2 separate regions of the Homo sapiens genome follow, and region 2 is linked to region 1. Evidence: chromatin contacts called from ENCODE Hi-C or POLR2A ChIA-PET data. All regions are on one chromosome and are shown on one strand. The core of a region is the stretch at or near the end of the contact, and the rest is flanking DNA. Distances in the headings are between cores, read along the strand shown.

Region 1 (4,850 bases), core at 810-3,309:
GCCTTAATTGACACTATGTTCCAAAAAATGTTAAAACTTCATACAGGCAACTGTCTACTCTGAGGCCGAAAGGTGCAGGGAGAGGAATATAAGAGAATGGCAACTTCTTATAACAATGACTTCAAGTGTGGATTCAAAAAGTATATCCCAAAGTCTGTCGGTAACAATAAAATGGTTCCTGCAGTTTCAAAACTTTTCTAAATCTGAGGAAATCACTACAATGATGAAAATCAGAATGCATTTCATGGAAATGCCTAGCTTCCCCTACAGAATAAGAACCCTAACTACAAGACCTTCTAAAACATTGTTTACCAACTCCTTTTGAATTATGTCTTCCAAAGTGTATGTTACAATCCATTAATGCCAATGGTATTTTTTAACACAATGGAATATACAGAAAAATAACAGAATAAAATAAAATAGAAAAATGTAATAGTGTATCACAGGTAGATTAAGTATTGCTTCAATTGTACATACACACACAGGATCAGAATGTAATATAGAATGTAATTTTTATTGTGACTCCTGGTCAAAACACTGGAAACTTTACTCAAGAGCATAAATATTACTTTAGCAACAGATCTTGAGAATGTCACTTAATGTCTGTGAAAATATGTCTTCTCTCCCCAAGTTTTTCAGATCATGAAGACAGTCTGAATTCCAGATCCATCGAGATCTTAACTTTATGCATGGTTATGAAGTACCAGTATAGGAACAGCTGAATCAAGTATTTGATCCTGGAAAGAACATCCAGGTTTGTCATTCTCAAACTGGATTATTAGGGGAAGATAATAAAACCCAAATAATCATCTTCAAACATAATTTTACTTGAGCACACTAGAATACTTTGGAGGAGATATTTTGTATGCAGATAAACAGATAAATGACAGCTTAAAGTGTAAAATGTGCAAGGCTTTTTAAATATACAAAAAACTCCAATGAACATTTTGGTAACCACTTTGGGCTAGTCCCTAGATGCTCAGGGGTCCAAATTTCACTCCCCTCCACCTTCACGGATGGCTCAGTGAAAAGATGAAGAATGCAAGGATCTCCTCCCAGCCTGTAATTTCATATTATAGATGAGGAAAATGAAGCCTGGGGTAATAAGTTATCTTTTTTGATGTGAGATGGCCAATTAATAGCAGAGTTAAAACTCAGGTATCCTAACTCCAGGTTCAATATTCTTCCCACCATCTCATTTAAACTGGCTGGGAAGCTAGGTTTCTGCTACTAGCCAGAGTGGAAGAGTTTAGTTGAAGGGGTGGGGGCGAGGGAAACATACATCATAAAAACTGTGTCAGGCTGTGTCACATTGTCTCTCCCTTACTGAAACTGGTGCAACAAATTTCAAAAGATAATAAGTACTGGGGAATGGATATAATTCACATTTTCAATAATCCCTGTAGCAAAATAATGTTCCACTGATTCTCTATCCCTTCTCTGAAGTGTAGACAGTAGCTAAATAAGTCACAATTTGTAAAAGCAATCCCCCAAAAAATCAACAGATGGACAATCCAAAAGAAAACATTTTTAGCTGATTTATAAAACTTCATATTCTAACCTCATATATCTCCAGAACAATAATTTTTATGAAGTCTTCGTCCACATTGGTTCTTCTGGCCTGAGCCATCTGAGCAAAGGTAGTCAGAAGGCAAATCTCTTCTGAGCTATTCATAGAAGAAAGACACTTCTCAAAGTTGGTAAAATGTTCTGGGTCTGCAAGTTCATATCAAGAAAATTAGAGTGGGGAAAGAATAAATTTATATCTTTTAATCACTCTTCCAGAGAAAAAGATTTAGGAATATTTAAAGATACAAAAGGTCTTTCTTTGTTCCAAAATAGATTTCTACAGGCATCAGGAATAAGGCTGGACCAGATGGCCTCTGAAATTCCAACAAACTCTAAATATAATGTAGCCTCACAGAAAACATTTAACATCTCTTAGCTTCAGTACCCACATCTGTCTCAAAAGGTTACTTAATAAGAAGGTTAAATAGCATGTCACTGGTGACGTGCTTAGTTAACTGCAAAGCACTGCTGCTGTCACCAGGCAGTCACCTTCAAAGGCAGTACTGCCAACTTCAAAGGCACACTTGAAGCTACTTGGTAACTGTCAGACAAACAAAGACCTGACTAATGAAAACTGCTAATACTAGCAACTACTTGGCACAAATAGGGCATTCCAAAAAAAAGAGATTTGCTTATGAAGAAAAACTGGGGGCAAGAAATTAGTTATAACCGTAAATGAAATACTAATGAATGTCATAAACGATATAATAAATGTGATATGTTTTGCCTATATCACAAAGGATGTTGTAAAAGCAATACTAAATTCTGCCATTAGGAAGCAATATTCACAAATATACATGACAGTAAACTACATGCAAAGTTCTACAGCAGAAAGGAAAAAAAGCCCATTTTAAAAATATATGTGCTTGGCCGGGCGCTGTGGCTCACACCTGTAATCCCAGCACTTTCAGAGGCCAAAGATGGGCAGATCACTTGAAGTCAGGAGTTTGAGGCCAGCCTGGCCAACATGGTGAAGCCTCGTCTCTACTAAAAATACAAAAATTAGCTGGGCGTGGTGGCACACGCCTGTAGTCCCAGCTACTCGGGAGACTGACGCAGGAGAATCACTTGAACCTGGGAGGCGGAGGTTGCAGTGAGCCAAGATCACACCACTGTACTCCCACCTGGGCAACAGAGCAAGACTCCATTTCAAAAAAATAATAATAATAAAATTAAATTAAATATATACATATATATATATATCCTTGATGGAACTTTTCACAGTAAGAAGGCAACAAGCCAATAATTCTTTTCATATTTACACATTTGAGAAACCAAGGTAGATAGCTCACCAAATTTCCTGCATTTTCAAAATAACTCTGGGACATTTACCAAACCAATTTTCATTTTCCATCTCCAAATTGGATTTATAGTGGAAATTATTACACAAAGTATTCCCAGAATAATGAAAATTGGCATGATCATTCTAACGTATATTGTGAAAGGATATTTAAAAAGAAAAAAAAGAATTATCATTCAAACTTACAATGTTTAAGGTACAAATCAAGGAAAAGGCCTTATATTTTAAATAACTCTATAGAAAAAACAATGGGAAAGTGAAATAACTTTCTAATTAGCTTTTAAAATATTAACTATAAGGACAAACACATTTCTACAGTTATTTATCATCAGATTTGCTTATGGCTACACTTTACTAGTAGTCAGAATGTTGATTAGACTAGAAATAAACAAAAAGAAGCCAAATTAAAACAGACTGGTTTTTAACAATCATTGCTAAGAAATCTGCTAGTTAGAAAATGTTAAAACTAGTTAAAATTTGTTCCCTGGAAACTGATTTCAAGCTCACCCTACTCCTATTACCACAGATAAATAAGAACTGGTTATAAAGAATAAGCACTTCTGGCATTTACTAAATATAAAAAGTGAGGAAGGGAAAAGATGTTAGAAAGCCTTATTCTTCCACAAACAATAAAAATCAAGCCTCCTAACAAAATTGATATATAAAAGATTAAGCAAAGGAGAAGATGAAAAAACAGCAAATTAGAGCAGGAGGATCAAATTTTGCAAAGACTCCACTCTCAAAGCTAGAACATAGTAGGCAGATGAAACTTCTCTACTGTGCCACTAACTCCTGTGTCAGGTGATACAGGCCCTAAGGGAGATAAAGATAAAAGTGCCGTGGAAGCCTGGAGTCCAGACAGAAAACTCCAGCAGCAGGATCCAAAGCTCTAGGGCAAGGCAAGGCTGGTACTGCCACTTCAGGGTCTGGAATCACATCCACTACAGAGCTGAGCTGTTTGACATCGGCTCCATCTGCCACATGCTAACACAGAGCCTGGCAGATAGTAAGTCCGCAATGAAGGGAGATGACACTACAAAGGAGACCTACCCAGGACTCAGGTATACAAAGTAGTGCTGCTGACCATCCCAGGCACTTCCAAAGGAAATGTCTGCTTCTGTATTAGCTATTTCAACCACAGAAATAGCCGCCAGAGGACAGACAATGGCTGTGAGACCTCTCACCTAGCTCACTCGTAAGCCCAGGTCCAACCACGGCAATGGTCTAATAGAAGCACTGCCCCCAGGACAGTGGAGAAGCACTTTACAAAGAATAATAATATAAGGAATCCAGAGCTACCACTAAGAAGATAGAAAGAAAAACAGAAAGGGACAAAAGAGGACGCATGCAGAGCCCCATAAAAGAAAAAAACAGAAACAGAAGAATAAAGACATCAAGAGAGACAGAAATGGAGGCTGAGTACGGTGGCTCACGCCTATTATCCCAGCGTTTTGGGAGGCCAAGGCAGGTGGATCACTTGAGGTCAGGAGTTCAAGACCAGCCTGGCCAACAATGTGAAACCCTGTCTCTACTAGAATATAAAAATTAGCTGGGCATGGTGGTGCACACCTGTAATCCCAGCTACTCAGGAGGCTGAGCTAGGAGAATCACTTGAGCCCGGGAGATGGAAGTTGCAGGGAGCTGAAGTTGCACCACTGCACTCCAGCCGGGGCAATGCTCATTCTCAAAAAAAAAAAAGAAATGGAAATAAAAAAATAAATCATGAATGTCTGCAGAAACTACTTTGCAAACAGTAGAGGCCCAATAATTTTTAAAGTATATGATTTTCTTTTAAGTGATACAGACATTTAAAAATTTGGAAAACAGCCTTTACTTCCTGCTGTGAAGGAAAAAACACTTGGAAAACAGAATTATCTTTGGTGTTTTTTTTTAGTCTTGTATTTCAGTAAATTGTCTATCTTTTTTAACGTATAGGGTAGTTTTTTAAAATCACTACAACATACATCTAATTAAATGGTGT
Region 2 (5,044 bases), core at 1,127-3,626, 40 kb before region 1:
CAGCCTCCCAAGGAACTGGGATTACAGGCAGCTGCCATAATGCCCAGCTAATTTTTTTGTATTTTTGTAGAGACGGGGTTTCACCATGTTGGCCAGGCTGGTCTTGAACTCCTGACCTCAGGTGATCTGCCCGCCTCGGCCTCCCAAAGTGCTGGGATTGCAGGCATGAGCCACCGCACCTGGCCAATTTTTGTATTTTTAATAGAGATGGGGTTTCACCACGTTGGTCAGGCTTATGTCAAACTCCTGACCTCAAGTGATCCGCCCACCTTGGCCTCCCAAAGTGCTGGGATTACAGGCGTGAGCCACTGCATCTGGCCGATTTTCAATACTTAGTAATAATTTCATAGTCTCCTAGGGGAAAAAAATCAGCTATAAGAACTAATTAACATTCTCATCCTTATTAAAAATGTTCATATTTTGCATGTAATTCATAATTTGTTATTTAACTTTTTGTATTCTTTATATAATTTTTTTAAACACAAAACCCTGATTTCTCTACATTTTAAAATCCAAAACACTGACTAAAGTTGAGATAAAGATTTCTGTGTAGAATAAGATCCTAGAATAAAGATAGCCCTTCCAATTCTCACACCTTTTTGTGTCCCTTTCCCAGTAAAAGAAACATCAACCTCTTGTTTGCCTGGTCTCCTCCTTCCCAGGAGCCCCAGCCCAACACACAAAAGGACTCGATGCTCCCCTCCATACACCATCCTACTCTACTGAGGGGATCAGCTGTTGGAACTGGAATGTGGAGTCAGTCACCTTAAAGTAAAGGCAGAGTCAACCCCCACCTCCCAAGTCATGTCATGGTGGCTTTGGAAAGAAAGAGGACAGTGAGAGAAAGCCACAATGAAAGCCAAAAGAAAACGATGGTCAAATGCAAGTTCACAACCACACTTGAGAGTCCTAATTCCCCTAAATAATTGTGCTATGAACTTTGTTCAGTCATCTGAGTTGACAAGGATAAGTTCCTGGGTAAATGTGACTTTGATATAACACATAAGCACTAAATCTCTCCACAACTGAATTTCAATGCACTATATCATCTCACAATTCAGGGGTCAGCAAACTTTTTCTATATAGGGCCAGATAGTTAATATTTTCTGCTTTATATCTCTGTTACAACCACTCAATCCTTCTGCTGCAGCATAAAAGCCATAGAAATTATAAATAAATGGGGATGGCTGTGTTGCAATAAAACTTTATTTATAAAAATAAGTAGCAGGCCAGATTTGACTCAAAGGCCGTAGTTTGCTGATGTCTGTACTAAATTAACCTGTGGGTGCTGCAGGGGTGGTGGTGGTATAGTAGCATGTATGATTACTATTCATGATAACAAAACAGTATTTCAAATTATAATGCCTGCAAAACTTACGTGATCAAGTTTTCTGCATGTACAGCAGCTTCCACAATATTAAGTGATGGTGGTTTAGCAGCTTCTGCTTGCAACTGCTTCACTTCCTTCCGTAAAACATGAAGCTGTTGGCTTATGGCTTCATTCTTATGCATGCCTTCAAACTAACAAAAATTAAAGTTATCAAAAGACATTTCCCCCCATGTGTCAGGTTTCCCATGAAGACTCAAACTGAAATAAAATTATTGTCTTATAAAAATACCAAAATTTGTATCTCTTTATATGACTGCCTTATAAACTGGTAAGATCTTGAATTAATTTATCAATAGTTCAAAGCCTTTTGTAGGATACTATTTCACTTATGTTTCAACTCCTGAAATCCTCATCAAAAACACATCCCATGTCTTCCACCACTGAGGCTTTTCTTGAAGCACAGGAAGCCCCTCCACTGCTGATCATGGCTCCCCAGCCGTAGCCCTTCTGTGTGCTCTCAATCCAACATACAAAACACTCAACTCCAAACACTCAGGCTGCGTACACATGTGTGCCCAGCATTAAAAAAAGATGACACAGATGCTGCTCACAAATGTCGTTTTGAAAGGAAGAAAATATATATAATCATAAAACAAACAACAAAATAAGATAAAATATGGGGAAATGCCCAAACCAACTCCATGCCAAGGAAAGAGCAATTGGCTAATTCCTAAATTCACCAATTTAGGTTCCTAGAAGCTGGTCTTTGATAAAATTTTTATTGGTTTTCAGTAAAGGTGGAAAAACAAGGAGAATTTATTGAGCTTCTTTAAAAAAAAACTAAATTTTTTTCAACTCAAAAGATTATCCTTTTTTAAGATTAGCCTTTCTTATTTGAGAAGCCATCAACAAACCCTTTCTCTGACTGATAGTGACATACATAACTGGTTTGTTTATGCAATTTTAATGTCATTTTTTGGATGTGGATAGAGGCAGAAGAAAAGAGAAGACATCCTGGGCCCAGATTGCAACACAAACACAGAACTGACATGACAGCTGTGGGGGATATGGGACAGAGATACAGGAAGGAGGAGCCTGGCCAGGGTTGCAGAGTGCAGTAAAATCAGACTGGGGAGCTGAGAGAGCCCTCTTGGAGAGGCTTTGAAATGCAGGCCGGGGAGTCTGGACTTACAGGTACAGCTGAAGAGACCATAACATTTAGAAGGCAAGAGTTCTAAACTCTACATTCTCCTCCTGTCTTCCCCAAACACATGGGTGAGCAGTAAGGTCTACATTTTTTCCTTACATGCACCTGCCCAAACCCAGTCTTCAGCCATCACTGCAATGATTAAAGATATCCTTTATAAATAATGTAAATAATTCACAAACTTATTACCTGAGGCTCTTATGTCACTTATGAGGCCCAGGGTTATTATCATAAATTCTGTATAAAAGTTCCTGAAGGGCGGCCAGGCATGGTGGCTCACACCTGTAATCCCAGCACTTTGGGAGGCCGAGGTGCGCGGATCACTTGAGGTCAGGAGTTCGAGACATGCCTGGCCAACGTGGTGAAACCCCGTCTCTACTAAAAATACAAAAATTAACTGGGTGTGGTGGCAGGCACCTGTAATCCTGGCTACTCAGGAGGCTGAGGCAGGAGAATTGCTTGAACCTAGGAGGCAGAGGTTCCAGTGAGCTGAGATCATGCCACTGCACTCCAACCTGGGCGACAGCGTGAGACTCCGTCTCAAAAAAAAAAAAAAAAAAAAAGTTCCTGAAGGGCAATGGTCCTTCCTATTTGTTTTACTTACCCAGAACCCCAGCACAGCATAACTCTGACAATACACTGAGCAACTATTTTTTATGACTGTGATAATAATAACTTTCTTGTATAAAACTCATTAATGTATTAAAAATCTTTACAAAACTTCTTTAAAAAAGAAAAAAGCTCTGTGACATCAAAATGCACAAAAGTGAATATTCTAGAACATATAATGTTAACAATAATTAACTTTTACTATTGGAGAAATGAAAGATTAAAAAAGAAATTACTTGCATTTAATTAGATAATAAATCAATACAAGTATCTGAATTAAATTTGAAATCTTTCAAATAACAGACCAATGTTTAATATCCTAAAATGTGATTAGGAGTATCTGCAGTCAGCCTTTTTGTTCAATACATCACCAAATACAGTTAGACCGGGACTATGCGTGTCACAGAATCCCCTGGCTGGCCTGGAGAGACAGGAGCCAAACAGGAAAAGAGAGAATCTGAGATAAGGAAGGAAGACACAGAATGAAGGGAGGTGGAAAGGCAAAGGATCCAGAGACCACTTGACTGGAAAAATGCAGACAGGACTAAAACTACTCTGTAATCCAAACTTTACAACTGCCATTCCATGTTGTAGAAACTACTAAAATAAAACCAGGTGGTTTAGGCAAGTTTAGACCCTCTCACAAAAAACATCCCCAAATTATTATTATTTTCTAGTCTACTTATTTTTGTTTATTGTTCCCACTACTGTTGAAAGTTTTCTTTTTTTACTGCAATGAAGGTGAGAGCAATGGAATGTCTATCAGTTCATAATTACAAGAAGTAGTAGACAATAGAACAAAGTAGCATGGTGGAAGCCCCTCCACTTGAGTCATTTTAAGTGGACACAGAAATTTAAAAGTTTCCTTGTCTAAATTTAAAAGTTGGACAAAGCATGTCCTTCAGCCAGTTTTTACAATAATGTGAGGCCCTCAGTGGGTCTTTTCCATCGTTCATTTCTTGGAATTAACAAATTTTTCACATGATAATAAATCAATCCTGGGGTCAGCAAGCATACCCACAATACCAAAGTACATCAAAAGGAACCCAATTATAAATCACCCCATTTCCCCAGGGAACATCACTGAATTGTTAGAGCCTTCTACTGGGAAGAGAGAACACAGAAAGAAGCATGTCTCACTTCCCATAAAATATATTTGCCTTTGTATACCCCAAACAAGCTATCCATAGCTCAGACGCTTGCAGATAGCTGGAAATTTCCAGGACATTCTTTCCCAGAAAAAATCTATTAAGGAATAAAATATTTTCATGATATAATTTGAACTCTTTATAAAGGAGTCATTCAAAATTATATTTAAAATCTGAAGTCATTTCCCATAAAGCTAATTTTTAAAAACTGATCTAATCTAGAATGTTAAGATCACAAATTCTCTAATCACTGAAAAAAGAAGGCAATACTATTATACAGACTCAGAGAGAAAATGAAATGGTACCTATATTCATTTACATGAGATTTAACTGTCATGATCAGCTTGCTCAGAATCACACTGCAAGTATTCAGAAGCTGCAGCTGAAACAGCTGAAGCAAAACGACCTGGCAATATTGAATGGGAAAAGTAGGGGTCTTGAATTTAGACATATGCAGGCTTGAATCCTGATGGAGCTACTCACTAGCTATGTGACTTTGGCAAGTCTCACAGTGTCTCTGAACCTGTTTCTCTGAACTCATCCTCATTCTGTGAAGATTAAGTTGGATAAACTAGGCACAGTGCCTCACATCTGTAATCCCAGCACTTTGGGAGGCCAAGGTGGGTGGTTCACTTGAGGTCAGGAGGTCAAGACCAGCCTGGCCAACATGATTAAACTCCATCTCTACTAAAAATACAAAAATTAGCTGGGCATGGTGTTGTGACCCTGTAGTCCCAGCTCCTCAGAGAG

The links. Hi-C counts contacts between places; a loop is a spot of excess contacts on that map. ChIA-PET counts read pairs that join two places held with the same protein, here RNA polymerase II (POLR2A). Pooled maps may share reads with other maps.
Region 2: a map of IMR-90 shows a loop between it and region 1 (2.2-fold over the local background). The contact joins two enhancer-like sites. A Hi-C loop is called at or near these places in 4 of 168 maps with a recorded cell type or tissue (IMR-90, heart left ventricle, mammary epithelial cell and 1 more) and 4 of 50 pooled maps. POLR2A ChIA-PET finds 5 or more read pairs at or near these places in 5 of 52 experiments (Caco-2, GM12878, Panc1 and 2 more).

What each region holds. Positions count from the first base shown.
Region 1 is chr18:45,929,115-45,933,964 of GRCh38, forward strand. It overlaps EPG5 (ectopic P-granules 5 autophagy tethering factor), which reads right to left. Exons shown (of 44, transcript NM_020964.3): 12 at 1,562-1,716. Among named protein-coding and RNA genes, the nearest start is that of EPG5, 36 kb to the right of the region's middle. Within about 2 kb of position 2,060, at least 2 of the 41 ENCODE cell types and tissues checked have a DNase peak (open chromatin) inside an H3K27ac peak, as active enhancers do.
Region 2 is chr18:45,888,420-45,893,463 of GRCh38, forward strand. It overlaps EPG5 (ectopic P-granules 5 autophagy tethering factor), which reads right to left. Exons shown (of 44, transcript NM_020964.3): 28 at 1,379-1,521. Among named protein-coding and RNA genes, the nearest start is that of SIGLEC15, 65 kb to the left of the region's middle. Within about 2 kb of position 2,377, at least 2 of the 41 ENCODE cell types and tissues checked have a DNase peak (open chromatin) inside an H3K27ac peak, as active enhancers do.